Linked DNA regions of Homo sapiens: region 2 is linked to region 1. The links are chromatin contacts, found by Hi-C or POLR2A ChIA-PET in ENCODE. All regions are on one chromosome and are shown on one strand. The core of a region is the stretch at or near the end of the contact, and the rest is flanking DNA. Distances in the headings are between cores, read along the strand shown.

Region 1 (7,590 bases), core at 3,519-6,018:
GCCATCAGACTTTGCCTGCAATAAGTACAGATTTAGGGGAATTCCTCTCTTCTTGAGGTCCCTAAGGTATCTTAAGATTCTGGGACCTGCCAGGAATTGACATTCTTTACTCATCTGTAAGGGAACCACGTATGTGAGGTACCAGGCCAGCTTTTTTCCAAGGGGCTTTATTGGACCATGCAGTCAACCCTAACTCCTTTAGTCGTATCTGAAAATAGGACATTCCAGTCAAAGCCTTGGTAATATAACCAATGTTTTCAATTGTGCCCTATTACAAGAACAGATTCTCATTGAACTTATGCAAACCCACTAACAGTTTCTGAATTCTGGGATTAGGGAGGAAGAAAAAGATAAATATTTCACCGTTGAGGCCATTCTAACCTCCCTGCCTTTCTTCCCTGAAGCAGGCCATAAAACCCAGGAAGGCCACTCCCAGACCCTCTCCCTGCAGACCCTCACGTGGTGTCCCGCCCCCTAACCAGAGGAAAGGGATGTCAGAGTCAAGTCGGGCCTTGATCACACCCTTCCATCCTCCGCTCACTCCTGCTCCGCTGTGAAATAGACCATTTCTTTGGTCTTTGTTTTGAAGGGGCCCACATCACATGGAACTCGCATTAAATGTTTGTATGCTTTTTCTTTTTTTTTTTTAAGACAGAGTCTTGCTCTCTGACGCCCAGGCTGGAGTGCAGTAGCGCAATCTTGGCTCACCGCAGCCTCCGCCTCCCGGGCTCAGGGGATCCTCCCATCTCAGCCTCCCCAGTAGCTGGGACTCCAGGCATGCACCGCCACGTCTGGCTAATTTTTTTGTTTTTGATAGAAACAGGGTTTTGCCGTGTTGGTTGCCATGTTGACCAAGCTGGACTTGAAGTCCCGGCTTCTAGTGATCCACCTGCCTCAGCCTCCCAAAGTGTTGGGAATATAGGCGTGAGCCACTGCGCCCAGTTTAATCTGTCTTTTGTTCAAGGGTCTGTTGGATACAGTGAGTTCTAGATTTCTCTTAGAGGACTCAGCATGTATGTTCAGTTCTTTGTTCTCCATTTAACTCGTGCATAGTTTCAGTAAACAACCTTTTCCACCAGTTTTAATCAATAGTTCACATCTGTTCCCCTGGTCACCTGCTCCGTCCTGACTCATCCTGGTACCTGTTTTTTTTTTTTTTTTTTTTTGAGATGGAGTCTCGCTCTGTTGCCCAGGCTGGAGTGCAGTGGTGCGATGTCCGCTCACTGCAAGCTCCGCCCCCCGGGTTCCTGCCATTCTCCTGCCTCAGCCTCCCGAGTAGCTGGGACTACAGGTGCCCGCCACCACGCCTGGCTAATTTTTTTTGTATTTTTAGTAGAGACGGGGTTTCACCACGTTTGCCAAGATGGTCTCGATCTCCTGACCTCATGATCCACCCGCCTCGGCCTCCCAAAGTGCTGGGATTACAGGCGTGAGCCATCGCACCCGGCCCCTGGTCACCTGCTCTGACCTAAGTCATCTTTAGCTACCTGTTCCTGTCCTTCCTGCCAAACTACTCACCCCACCACTCTGGGTCACACCCCTGCTCTCTTTAAAATAGTCAATCAGAATTACCTTAGAGTGTGCAGTCCAACCCCACCCAACAGGGGAATGACACAGCCGTAGAGGCTACCTGTGTCAGGAATAAGAACCCCTTCCCCTCCCTTGTCCAGGTGCGCTCTCACCATTGCTCCATCCGCGAGTCGCACCCTTCTATAGAAGTAAAAATTGCCTTGCTGAGAAAATTAATGTTTGAGTGCTATTTCTTTGTGGCACCGAGGAAGCATTTTGTTTCTAACAGGTCTCAGCCATGAAGCTTGTGATGGGTGAGGAAAAGATATGACTTCTCCCCCTACAGAGAATCTGATGAGGGTGCAGCTCCCAGGAACAGGCCATGGACACCCCCAGGGTTGTGAGGTCCTCCAGTCAAGGGGCCCCCTGACCCGAGGCAGGGGACGATGCCGCGGGCAGCCTGTGGCTCGGCTGCTCCCTACTCCCAGCTGCCCCTTCCAACAAGACACCAGCTCCCGGGCAGTGCCCCTCCCCCGCTGACTCCAAAAGCCAGGACAGCTTCTTTCCAAGCAGGGTGGACCCACCCTTGGTCCTGACCCCAAGCCCTCCAGCTCAGCCAAGGGCGGAGCCCCCCCAGGCCATGTGTGGTGGGGACCTGAGCGTGGCTGGGCTCTCCCTTCAACACCAACTCCTGCTACCCTCACAGCTGTGTGTACATGGAGGAGGGTCTCTGTGGGCTTCATCTGGACACTGCAAAAGGCTGCAGGGGGCTCAACTGCCATTAGGAGCAGCCTCCCACTCCTGGGTCCATCGGAGGCTCCCCCACCCAGCCTCAGCACTGACCACCGGCTTGGATGGCTGGGTGAGGCTGCCTCCACCCTGTGGACAGGACAAAGGCTCAGCCATCAGAGGCCACAAGCCAGATGCCTTCCCACCAGCTTCCCACCAACTAGTACAGCTATTTATAGTGCAGTGGAACAGGGTACCAGGCAGGGAGCACCCACTGATCCCCACCCCTCCCCAGAGTCCCTCCCCCACCACTGAACCCCACCCTTTCCCACCCCACGGAGGCCCCTCCTCTCACCATGTCCCTGGCCACACATCAAGTCTCCAGCTATCTCACTGACTCCCACCTGCTCACTAAGCTGCCTCTCAACAGAACTGAGTCAATCCCTGTAGGCTCCTGGCAGAGGTGTGGGGACACCACCCACCTTGGTTATGAAGGAGTCTACTAAGCTCACAGCCCATGCACTCCTGTGTGTGGACCCCCATCCCTGCCAGCCTGCAGCACTCCCGGACTCCAACACTCCATGCCTATACCAGGCCAGAATGATGCAGCCACCCTCACTTTAAGCTGGGCTGCCTGTGGCAGGAAGACCCCTCCACGGTGCCTGCAGCCCCTACCCCTCAGCCTGTCTTGGGGCAACACCCCTATGGGAGGCCCTTGGGAGACACCTACCAGCAGGAACCAGGTCCCTCCAGAGTGAGGGCTTCCCAGCTCACAGCCAGAGGCTACTCCCCGCCCCGCAGGCCCTCGGGTAAGGGGCCTGAATCCCTCAGAGGACCAGCCCTCCCTGCTCCCTTTCCCCCCGCTAAAGGTGGCACGGGGGCCCACCTCAGTGGCTGCCCTGGGTCCTGCTTGTCCAGCTCCAGGACTGCCTGCTGTCCAAGGCTCTCCAGAAGCAGCAGTGAACCCCACCCTTATCAGCCCCAGCAACAGCCTCACAGCGTGAGGAGGCCCAGAAAGGCCTGGGAGCAGGGCCAGCCCCCACAAGGCAGTGAGGTCGGGAGGGATTCAGCCATTTCTCACACTCAAATGGAACCTCGGGCCACACAGCTCAGGCACACACCATCGGGGCTACTGGCTGCTTGGAGTTTATTTTCCGCTTGGTGCCAGGTGCACAGTTCCAGGTGTCAGGAAAGCTAGCGAGTGCTGGGGCCGGGCGGTAGAGAGCGGGGCTCTCACTGGTTTTTGGTGTCTGCTGTGTTGATGCGAAGGTCTGCTTGCTGCAGCCGCCTAGTTTACAGGGTGGGGGGTGGGAGGTGGGGAGGGGGGCGAGGGATGCGGAGTGGGGAGAGGGGCGGGGAGGGGCTCTGGTGGACTAGCGCCTCCGCAGGCCTGGGGCTGGTGGTAACCGCTCAGGTCAGGACGGGGGCCCAGCGCTGGCTGTGCTGGACTGACCGCCGGGCTGCTTCCTCGGGGCGTCCCGAGCCAGGCCACAGGCGGTCATGCTGCTGGAGGCCTGGGGAGGTTCCGAGTGCTCTGCGGACTCCAACACCGTGGCCATGAACGGGAGGGTGGACTTCCCGAAAAAGAAGCTGGCCCACCAATGACCCGGGTCAGCCTTGGGGAGACCTGAGAGAAGCGAAGTGGGGTCTTGATGCTGCCAGCTCCTGGAGGAGCGGGGGGAGAAAGGGGCGATCCTGCACTCACCTGGGGGGTGGGGAATGGCTTCCCCGGGGCACTCGGTACTGCTGCAGGAGCTGTTGCTGGAAGTGGAACCCAGGCGGCCTGGAGAGGAGAGGTCCCGTCAGCAACGCGGGGCGCGGAGCCCCCCAGCCCACCGGCCTTCAGGCCGAGCGCTGGTTCCGCAGCCTGCACGGGGCCGGCACTGGCGCCAGCAGAGCATCCGCGTGGATGGGGGGCAGGGGCTACTCACGCCGGTAGTAGTCGTGGGTGGCCACGAGCGAGCCGCTGGAGGGGATGGCCGCCATGCTTTAGCTTGCTGGCTGGTGGGATCTGCGCATGGGGGTGGAGGAGCCCCTCGGGTCAGCGGCCTTCCGTCATGAAGGGCGCTCCCCAGCGGGTGGAGCCGCCGCGCTGGGTTATTTACCGAGGCGGGGCTCCCCAGCTCCCGGCACCGCCTTCGCCGCGCGGGGCGCGGGCGGCTCCAACCAGCCCAAACCGGCCGAGCGGGTGGAACAAAGGCGCTTTGTGCGCGGGGCCCCGGCCCAGACGTCGGGAACCTGGTGGGCGCCGTCCCAACCCGCCCGACCCGAGAGGAGCCCGCCGGGGACCCCGAGCCCAGCGCTCGCCAGGCGGAGAGGAGAGGAGCCCCCGGCCCAGCCCCGCCCCTCGCCCCCCGCCCCTCGGGCCTGCTCGTCCCACCCGCGCGCGGCGCCCCTCACCTGGGCGGCGACCCCTCGCGGGCCTCGGCGCACGATCACGGGTGGCGGGGACGGGGGCGCTAGGCCACGGAGCCCATTTGCAGAGAAGACCGCGGGAAGCCGCGCCACGACAGAGAGGCGCGCGCGGGGTGCGCACGCGCGGACGCGCCCACTTATATGCGCGGGGGCCGCGGCGCGTCACGGAGGGCGGGGCGCACAGGCTCCTCCCCGGGCCCCACCCGGCCCCGCCCCTTTCCTGGCCCCGGCGAGGCCGCGCCCCCAGCTTCCACCTCGGTGCGACTCTCGCCGTCTGGCTTGGGCTGAGCCCAGCCCTGCGGCGTTCGTCTTGGGGCGGCCCGGCCGGTCCTGGGTCTGCAGGGGTTAAAAGGCCCCGCGCCCGGGTCCGGGAGCCCAGCCCCCGCCCCTCTCCCGGGCCCAGGCCCCCGTCTCGGACGCGTCTCGGAGCCCCGCCTGGTCCAGCCCGCCCGTCCTCTTCAGCCCTTGTGGAGGCGACGGGGGCGCCGGGCGGGCCAAAAAGTGCTACGTGCGCGGAGCCCTCCGGCCCGGCCTCCAGGGACTTCGCAGCCAGAGGAACCTGGATCTCTCCCGAGTCCCCCTCACAGCTCTGGCAGCTCCGGAACCTGCACCCCGGTTGCCCAGCCCCAGGACGCGCCTGCTGCCCGCAGGGGGCGGTGAAAGGGTGGGCGGATGGCGGGGCAGTGGGAGGCGGGGCCCAGTCGGAGAGCGGGGCGGATTTGGGCGGGTGAGGTGAGTCTCCAGTCGCCGGAGGCAGAGGCTGGGCCCCACTGCTCGGAGACCCCATGTTTGGGGAGCCCAGAGCGTTCCCGGCAGGGCCCTGGGGCCCGGGGGACGGCCCGCCATGCCAATCAGGAGGGGGCGCGTTTTCCCTTCCCAGGCAGAAAGGCGTCCTCCCTCTCCTCCTCCCCCCAGCGCAGAATCCTCCCCACACCTCCCTCGGCCCCGCAGGGGAAATCGGCCTGCCCCTACGGAAATCCCGTTTCTTTATACACCCGGTCCTGGCTGGGCGGTGTCTTCCCCGTGGAAGAGAGGGTCCGGGAGGTCCGTGGGGCGGAACAGTCCGAGGGCTTCGGGAGTCAGCCCGGGTGGATTTGTTTCGTGGCTCTCGTTGCTGGCTGGGACGGCCGTGTGCCCGTGTTGTTCCGGAGATCGAGGCCAACGGATGCCGTACTCTGTCCTCGCCGGGTGCTCAGTGAGGACCCACAGCTGGGCAGGGACCCTGGGAGGCCCCTGAGCAAGACTTGGAGGGACGCCCTTGTGCCCCCTGAGCACGTGGGGAAGGCGCTGTCCTGGGCCCTGCACCGCTCTGTGTGTTCATTGCACGAGTGTGGTAAGCACCTACTATGTGCACATGGCCGAGCCAAGCGCAGGGAACGGTAAACCAAGGGAGAACGGCCTTCCCGTGGGGAGCAGTGCAGAGGCTGGCGGGGGCGGGTGGTGGGGAGAGCTCAGGTTTCAGCTGAGGTCTAAGGACGGAGGGCAGGGAACCGCCTGAGCCCCACCTGGGAGGGGGAGCTCGGTGCCGGAGAGCAGTGCCAGGACCTGCGATGGGAGAGGTGTGCAGCCCCGAGGGGTCACTGATGAGGCAGACGGGTCAGTTGGGTTGACACTCAGAGGGTCCTCAGGGGCAGACGCTGAGACGGGGTTTGGGGTTTGGGGTGCAGAGTGAGTACTGGTGATCAGCACCTGGGAAGGGGTGGGGAGGGTGCAGGGCCGGGCAGGGACTGTAGGGGCGGCCTGCGTTGGGCTTGGCTGGCACAGCCTTTGTGGCTTGCTTGGACCCATATGCAGCCGCCCAGGGACGGGAGACCCTGGTGAGGTGTCTGTGGTCCAGGCCCACCCTGAAGGAGCCGTGGGGCCGACTGCCGACCACGCCTGACAGCACGGCCTTCCAGGTCACCCGCTTCCCTCTAGGCTGGCCTGACCCAGCTCACCTCATTCTCAACCTCACCAGTCAACACCGGTCAACATCAGTCACAGAGCGTCTGAAAGGAGGAATTTTCATTTTCCTTTAAAGTGAAAAGGTAAAAACTGCATTTACTAAACCAGGCCGGTGGGGGCTCTGTGAGCCCCTCTGCACAGGAAGCCTCAGAGACGCTGCATGGTGTTCCCGGGGCATCCTGGCCAAGGTGGGAGAACGCAGCCTCCGTGAGGACCCGCGGGATGCCCTCGGGGGCCGCCTCCTGGTTCTCGTCTCCTCTGAAGTGCAGACGACGCTGGCCCACATCCTTGTCGGGCAGAGGGGCTGCCGACTGGCCCCTGGCCATGGCTCTTGCTGGGAGCCGTGTGGCCTGGGCTTGGACCCACATCCACCTCTTGCTGGCTGCCTGCTCTTGCCAGTGGCTGAGCCTGGCTTCTCCCATGACAGTGGCCGCAGACAGAGGGGACCCGTGCCACCAGGCAAGGTGAGCTCAGGGAACGCTAGCTCTCCTCTCCCTTGGCTCTGAGGGGTTCGGCGGTGCCCTTGGTGTGTCTGGGGGCTTTTGGGAAGTCCCAGGTCTGGGCTCTGGGTCAGGAAGCAGGAGCGAGGAGAGACACTGCACCCGAGCCTCCCCGGCTGTAGGAAATGGGGGCAGAAAAGCTAAGCGGACGGAAGATGCATTGTGCGCAAGCTATAGCAGGCCGGTTCAGGCCCGGTTGCTGCTAGGATGTGATCATTGGCAGGGATGAGATTGACGGGGACGGTCAGCTGGAGAGGACAGGGCACAGCTGGACGAGGGCGGGGACGGCCACAGGCTTCCCACAGGGCGGGAGGGAAAGGCTTCCAGTCCCACTTGTAAGGGCTGCCTGCCACCCTGTAGCCACTGTCTCCTCCCTTGTGGACGGGACGATGGTGGCACCTTGTTATGGTTGGGTTAACATACATATGTTAAGAATGCGTTAACCCCAGCGTGTGGGGAGGACTAGATGGGAGAGGCCCCTAGTGCGGAGGCT
Region 2 (7,590 bases), core at 336-2,835, 570 kb after region 1:
TGCAGGAGGGCGGGCTAGGAAAAGGCGTGCGTGTGGCAGCCTTGACCCACAGGCCCCTCCAGAATCCTTGGCGCTACCCAATAAGGGCCTGCAAAGGAAGTTGAAGAGCTGTGGCAAGGGCTCCTTTTTAAACATCGAGCCTGGGAGGGACGTAGTGAAGGCTGCGGCAAGGGCTCCTTTTTAAACATCGAGCCTGGGAGGGACGTAGTGAAGGCTGCGGCAAGGGCTCCTTTTTAAACATCGAGCCTGGGAGGGACGTAGTGAAGGCGGAGCCACTCAAACCAGCCGCCAGTGAGGAGGCCCTGAATCCCTGGGGAGCTGGCCCTGCCCGGCAGGCCTGGATGAACGTGGGTGGGGGAAGAGGAAGAGAGCAAGGGGCAGGGCCCGCTGAGGGCAGCCCTCCCCTCTAATTGGCGCCTGACAGGGCTGTGATCTGGGCTGCCAGCTTTTCCCATGCAGCCAGCGCTCCCTTCATCTGGGTGCCAACATCCGATGGTGGCACTGCCCCTTTGGGCCTTCCTACAACTCTTCCCAGCACTTCTAGGGTCCTCAGCCCTCATACAGCTGGGAACTGGTGGGGCCAGAAGGTGCCATTACCTTGCCATGGTCAGGGTAGGTACCCTGGGGACTCAGTGCAGGCAGGAGACTGCTCTGGAACCCACAGGGCCTGAGTCTAGGCCCAGGGTCCAGCCACTTAAGGCCTCAGCCCAAGACCCAGAGCCAAGGGGTTCAGCAGTGTGGGGGCTGCTCTCAGGAGCTCCCTGGCAGAGGCCCTCCCCAGCTGACCAATGGCCCGCGGTCACCATCTCGCCCGGTTTCTGAGGCGTCACCTGCCCAGGGAGCCTCCTACAGGCAGCAGTGCTGGTGGCCAGGCGACCTGCCCAGGCCCTGCTTCTCCCCACCACCAAATGCTCCGAGAGCTGAAGCCAGCGGGGAGCTCGTCCTCAGCACACAGCTGGCACGTGGTGGCAGGACCCCCCCCAACCCCGTCCAGCTGCAGGCTCCAGCCCGTGCCCCCTACCTGGCCTCCTGACTGTCCTGGCGCCTGCTTGTCAGGGTCATGCATACACAGGGTGGTTCCACCTGGCGAGGGGTATGCCTCCTGACTGTCCAGGACAATGCCCCTGGCCTGGGGAACATAGCCCTGCCTGGAAGAGCCCCAGGAACACTGGCTGGGATAGGGCACTTGCCAGGTCCGGTCCTGGAATCTCATGGCAGGGAGGAAGGACAGGGCACTCACTTCCTTCCACCTCCCACAAGGAACACAGGGGGCCCCACAGCCAGAGGAGCCCGCCCAGCTCAGCCCTCCCCACCTAGCATCGTCCCACGTGGCAGTATCTCAGCTCCCTCCCCACGGCCCCATCTCCACCGCTCCCACCCCCCCTCCCCTCACCCCCGCCACACCTGGACCACTGGGTGTCCCCGGCCATGTCCCTGCGGGCCTCGTCTGGGGGTGGCTGCATCGGGCTTGGGGTGCTCAGACGGCGTGGGCACAGCTGTGTCCCGGGGCTGCCTCCCAGCCCAGGCTGACCCACCCGGGCAGCACCGCCCAAGTCCACGTGTCAGTCCCAGCGCGCTTCCGTCTGGTTCTCTCAGGACTTGTCGCCCCCAGACGGCCACCAGGGCGGGCAGGCGGGGCAGGGCGGGGCATACCACTCGGGTGCCCGCCCCACCCTGCTGACGTCGGTCCCTGCTGCCCCATAGGAGCGGGGCCAACGGTCGCCCTGGCTGGGTCGCCCTGACTGTCCGACGCGCCCTGGCTCAGCCCCAGCAGAGGTTAGTGTGGGGGCAGAGGGGGATTCCCAGCAGCAGGCCGGTCAGACTGGGGCTTCAGAGAAGGGCCCTGGTGGTAAGCCTGGTCCAAGAGGTGCCAGCCCATCCCTTGGACACGACACGGAGCCATGGGGCCGTCTGTCCTCTGTCTATAAAATGGGGAATGATGGCAGTCCCTGCCTTACCGATCAAATAAAATCAGGGATAAAGTCTTAACCAAGTGCAAAGAGAGTAAAAGTACAGGGTCACTGATTTTTAAAATGGATCTTTCGGGGCAGGGATGGGTCCACTCCTGAGCCCTTGGACCAAGCCTGGGAGAGCTGGACAAATCCAGCGCTGGCCCATGTCTTCTCAGCAGATGCCTGTGAAGGTTGTCATTGGCCCCTGGGTTCCTGGACAAAAGGTGTCCTGAGGACCCATCACAGGCCAGGTTCTGGGCTCGGGGGCAGGGGTGACGGGGTGGGGCCCCCACTCTGTGTGCTCCTGCTGCCATGCCAAGGATGAAGCCAGCAGGGGAAGGCCTCAACCATGCAGCCTTTCCCCAGGAGGCGGCAGGGCCTGCTCCTCAGGCGTTGCCCCCACCTCCACTAGGGCCCACCTCAGTCCATCCTCCACGCAGCAGCCACCACCCAGGGGCCGAGGGAGACACGTCTAAGGCAGGGCCTTGCACTTAGAACAGACCCACATTTACCCCCTCCCTCCCCCTAGCCCTCAGGTCTCCAACAGCCCAACCCACTGCACTGCAGGGCCTGCTCCCAGGGCCCTCTGAACAGAAAGACACGGGCACCCTGAAAAGCAAGGTCATACTTTCATCCATCCTGACGTAGGGTAGGTGAAAAGATGGTGGCAGAGAGAGGTTTATTGCCCCAAACAGCCCTAGCCCATAGCCAGGAAGTTTGGAAACTGTTGCTAAACGTATCGCTGTCAACAGCACCCTCTTTGAGGTGATTCGCTTCCATTCACTCTGTGATGGTGATTTCCTACCGAGATCTGTGATCATGCTGCAGCAGACATTTGCCATCTGGTTACCCAAAGTCCCCTTCCTCCTGGAGCTGATGTTCTGGGGCAGGTAGACAAAAATCAAAGTAGTGAAAGGGGTAGGGAAGGGGTGTTACTTCAAATAGGTTGGGCTGAGGAGGCACCCCTGGACACCTGAGTGAAGGCTGGATGAGCTGAAGAAACGGGCCATGCAGGGATGGCTGGGTGGGTGAAGGGGCCATCTCACAGGGACATTATAAAGCTGGGTGCTGGTAGTGGCCAGATGGAGGCTCTCCACGCTTCTGGTGGATTCTGAGAGCTGCCCCGCACCCAAGCATCTTTGAGGCCTAAGGTGAAAAATTATGTAGGGACAATAGACAGTCAACACCTGGGTTTTCAAGGACACAGGGTGACCTTGCGGACAGGGCAGTCACAGCCAGCACCCACTGGCCTCTGCTTCTGGAAGGCTGCGTGCCTCCCTCTTGTTGGGCCTGGCCCACCTAACTTCTTGTTTATTTCAAGTGCTGCTATAGGGAGACGATGCTAGAGATTTTCCTAAAGCAAATCCACACCTCACTACGTATGGCGCCCGTTGCTCAGCCTCTGCATCCACACCCCCCACAGACGCCCCAGGAGACCCCGCACAGCTTCTTGTAAACCAAGACAAGCCAGCCCTGGGCCTGGGGCTCCTCCCTGCACCCCACTTAGCCCTGCAACCTTCCAGCCCAACTACAATTCTCAAGATGAGGAGTCCATGAAAAGGAGACTGACAGATGACACTTTCCTCTGCCATGACTGACAGGCAGCAGCAAGAGGGAAGACCGCGGTACTGGACATCACGTGCGGGAACTGCCTCAAAGGTGGGGGCACCTTTCGGGCTGAGCTAACCCAGTCAACAGCAGACTGGAAAAAGACAAAGAACTGTGTGAGATGGTGCTCAAAACCAGAAAGATGAACTCTGCAATGACGACAAATGGATTCGGTGTGATGTGGGCGTGATACAGAGAAACATTCTTGAAGGTTCTGGAGCAGTTCATTTTTCTCAGAGCTGGTAAACTCATTGTTCGAATCTTACAAGCACTAGTGTTCAACATTTCTAAAACTGGGAGGGCCCAGTGAGGACTGGATGGGCACACAAATCTATAAACGAGCACAGACGAACCCTGGGCTGCTGTGACCGCCAGCACCTCTTCCCGTTCTTCCATGACCCTCCATGGCAGAGAATTCTTGGTGACGGGTCAGCCTGCTTCACTTTCAAAGCCAGCTGGGAAAATTACCAAAGCTGTCAGTCACACACCGTGATCCACAAGAGGGAGAAAACCTTGTTTGTGTGAGGAACGCCTACAGATGTGTCTCCAGGAAGCAGAAGTCACAGCCAGGCGGAGACCTTGCCTGACACGGGCAGCTCAAGGCAACAGCAGCTCCACCGCTTCTCCCTGGTTCCCAAGCTCATCAATTCCACCTCAAATACACAGAGACCCAAGGACAGGAGGCGCTGCTGCACCCAGCACTCTTCATCTCCGAAGTGAGCCTGCGGGGTGACCAACTGCCTTGCATGGACGGACAGCTGGCGGAAGAGCCTGCAACGTGACCTGCATTTACAAACATGAGGAAACCCACTCACCTTCAGTTGTTACTCCTTTCATGAATTCTTTTGGTTATAGCTGTGCCTATGGCTTTACGGGCTTCACCTGATAAATGGTCTTCTGTACTATGGACAATTTGGACCCGTAAACCTGGCCTTGAACTAGGTGACACTGAAATGTTACAGACAAATCAGAACGTCACATTCCCTTTAAATATTCCCCGCACACATGCACCAGGCTGACTGGTGGATACTGGGGTGTGAAATGAGAGAAACAGCCCCCACTGTGCAGATGTGGGGACATGATTATTATCAATTAACCACAGGCTGCACCTCAGCTCCTGCACACCAGGTGCCTTGTGCCGGTGGCTCTGTAGCATGGGCCTGTTTATCTTCAAAGCCATTTTGTGGCTTCTGGAAAAGGCAAACAAGCTCAGGACATTGTATCTCCAAAGAGCACATCTCTTAAAAGATTCTTGCCATAGCTAGTTACACCAAAGGCCCATTCAAACCCCATGTTCTACTTTAACAGAAGTGAAAAACCACAAGCAAAGATGGCATTCCAAAATAAGGCAGAATATCTAAGACAGGAAGGCCATGTGTGCAAGGATGGTGTGAGCCTCCAGACTGTAGTGTGGGAGCTCACACTGAAGCATTCCTGGTGATGCCCACCTCCACTAAGAACTACCGTGCTGCCTTCTGACCCGTGAGGCTAATGGACTGGCACAGGTGTGTGAACATCAAGAACACTGTGACATGCCACTGCCACATAGGGAGGAGCAGCAGGTGAGGAGAGGCCTTCCCTGTTCTCTGATACCCAACAAACATGCAAGCTCTCAACGCCTCGCTCCATGATGCCCGCTGCTCAGCTTCTCTGCATGGGCAGTTTCTGAATTTCACCTCAGGCCCTTGAAGGGGTCAGTCTGAGTCCTTTCCAAGAACCCTACAACTGCCTTCCACTCATGAAGACGCTCATGGCCCTGAAAGCATGGTAGCCACCCAGAATCAGACACCTGTAGTTATCTCCTGCCTGGGGCTCTGGCAGGTGGTGGTGGGTGTCAGGCTGACTGGTGGATACTGGGATGTGCTGGCGTATTCCCTCTGTTTTTAATATGTTTGGAAAATTTCATTAAGCAAAAAAAAAAAAAAAAAAAGAGTAATTACTTAGGCTATTAAAATCAGTTTAAAATCATGCAGTGGGTAGCTCAAAAGTTCTACTTCCTTCACACCAAGGAAATTAGTTTATGAAACATTAAGTGCCCCAGTCAAGAGAGCAGCCGATAGGTTTCAAATTAAACACACCAAGTACAGATTTACAAACTAAAAGGGGCAGCACTGTCAGAGTGAGAGGAGAGCCAACTACAGTTCCAAGAGGCGAGCTTTCTTCTGTCCTTCCATTCCAAGATATCAACTTTCAATACAAATGCATCAGTATTTGTTATTAAAATACCCTTAGGAAAAAAGAGAGCTTCCAGATAACAGTTCTGAGAAAAATGTGAAAACTTTTACTGTTACATTAAGAACAGGTGGTAGAAGCAACCTATTCCGCACTTCTCAAAAGATACAGAGGGGCACATATGCCACACTGGAATAAAGAATACAGAATCAAACATGTACAAAGGTACCACAGCAGGTTATGGTTCATACAGGACTTTAAATGACCCATGTTGACAATACAATTTGCAAAAAATATGAGAAAAGCAATACATATTTCTGAAACAAAAACATACCTGTTGTAAAAAACAACACGCGTAGTATCAGAATAGAACAGTTAACAGAGCAGCAGTTACTGAAGACAGACGGCAACAGGCAGCTGCGCCAGCCATGGGTCTGCCATGCGGCTACACCCATGAGGCCCTATTGTGAACAACGCAACGTTCTCCATCAGCGGGGAAGCACACAGACTGCTTGGCCACCAAGCTTTCCGCCTGGTCTGTTCATACTGAGATTTAGCAGTAACAGCCCAGAAGGGAATGCAGCTCCCCGCTCCCTATGACATCAATGTCTTCAACACATGTGTAAGATTCTTTCTGGAGCCCCTAGCTCCTCCACTCTTCAAAACTAACAACGCAGAGAAAGAGAAATAAGAAAGCAAAGACATCACATTGCCTTAGAAAAGCTGTCCTCAACTCATCTTCTCTACATGTTTTCAGATCACGTCCTGACGGAATGGAAGGAGCAGCTCCACCTCCCCGAGGCTTCCGTGGACTCCGCACACACACGACCACCAGTCTTCAGTCATGTGCCATGGAGACTTTGGTCCCAACCAGTGTCTGCCTTTTCTAGAAACTGGAGACCCTGATTCAAATGGCAAGATGTGTTAGTTCCCATTTGCCTTGCAATAACCCTATGCTTCACAAAGATTCCAGACTAGGGGTTATTCCTCACCCAATTTCATGCATCTGGAACACAGAGTACCAGAATACTCTCACATTTTATTTCAAGGCACTCTCCAGCAGAAAGTATAATAAGAATAAACTACTTTGTAAAATGTGCCATTTTTATAAAGACAACAGTGAGATCCAAAATGAGACAAAGTAGAATTATACTGAATGTTCATTATCCCAAAGTGGCTTAATTTCATTTGCTTGCTGCAAAGACAAAGACTGTAAAAAGGAGCAAAGAAAGTGTGCAAAGCACTTCCTTGGAAGACCTCGTCCACTAACAGATCACAAGAAAAGCAAGTGCAGCCCCTCACACGAAAGGAAGGCAGGCAGTAACATCGGAGACTTCCCAGTCTCCCCGACGTCTGCTCACGCTGGATGCTGGCACTGGCTTATCATGAAGGGAAGGAGAGCAGTAACGCTGGAGACTTCCCAGTCTCCCCGACATCTGCTCATGCTGGATGCTGGCACTGGCTTATCAGCTACCCACTGGCTGAAATGGAAATCAACACCAGCACTTCACGTGACAGCCACATAGTGACAGTCCAGGCACGTGAATGACCCCATTTGTGTTCCCCTAGTTTGTGGAGAGACTTCCTATTGCTGTGCTTCTCACACCCTCTAGTTTTAAGAATATGTCAAATTGATGATATATTATGCAAGTAAACGATCTTATATACACGAATAGTGAAAGGTAATTAGGAATATGCTGAATCACCTGGTGCTGTTGAAGAAAACGTGCAGATGCATCTCTCTCACCTCACCGCTTTCTTCTAGCTTCTGCTATATTTCATCCCCTATTAGTTACTCTCTTTCCCTCCAACTTATCTTCATCCTCAAACCTCAGAGGAAATAATCGCAAGGGTCACA

The links. Hi-C counts contacts between places; a loop is a spot of excess contacts on that map. ChIA-PET counts read pairs that join two places held with the same protein, here RNA polymerase II (POLR2A). Pooled maps may share reads with other maps.
Region 2: a loop to region 1 is called in a map with no recorded cell type, with 11 times the contacts of the local background. The contact joins the promoter of SLC17A9 here to the promoter of PPDPF in region 1. A Hi-C loop is called at or near these places in 1 of 37 single-sample maps with no recorded cell type and 9 of 50 pooled maps. POLR2A ChIA-PET finds 5 or more read pairs at or near these places in 2 of 52 experiments (GM10248 and PC-9).

Annotation. Positions count from the first base shown.
Region 1 is chr20:63,517,943-63,525,532 of GRCh38, reverse strand. PPDPF (pancreatic progenitor cell differentiation and proliferation factor) reads right to left here and starts at 4,768. Exons shown (of 4, transcript NM_024299.4): 1 at 4,639-4,768; 2 at 4,170-4,249; 3 at 3,944-4,021; 4 at 3,327-3,865. The coding sequence starts at 4,224. The coding sequence ends at 3,654. LOC102723814 (a long non-coding RNA gene) reads left to right here and starts at 4,860. Exons shown (of 2, transcript XR_430332.4): 1 at 4,860-7,061. RefSeq lists silencers at 4,316-4,515, 4,626-5,175, 5,236-5,485 and enhancers at 4,758-5,634, 5,635-6,511, 6,512-7,389.
Region 2 is chr20:62,946,704-62,954,293 of GRCh38, reverse strand. SLC17A9 (solute carrier family 17 member 9) reads right to left here and starts at 1,585. Exons shown (of 13, transcript NM_022082.4): 1 at 1,405-1,585. The coding sequence starts at 1,463. GID8 (GID complex subunit 8 homolog) reads right to left here. Exons shown (of 5, transcript NM_017896.3): 5 at 5,819-7,590. RefSeq lists silencers at 1,365-1,464, 1,475-1,794 and an enhancer at 1,346-2,175.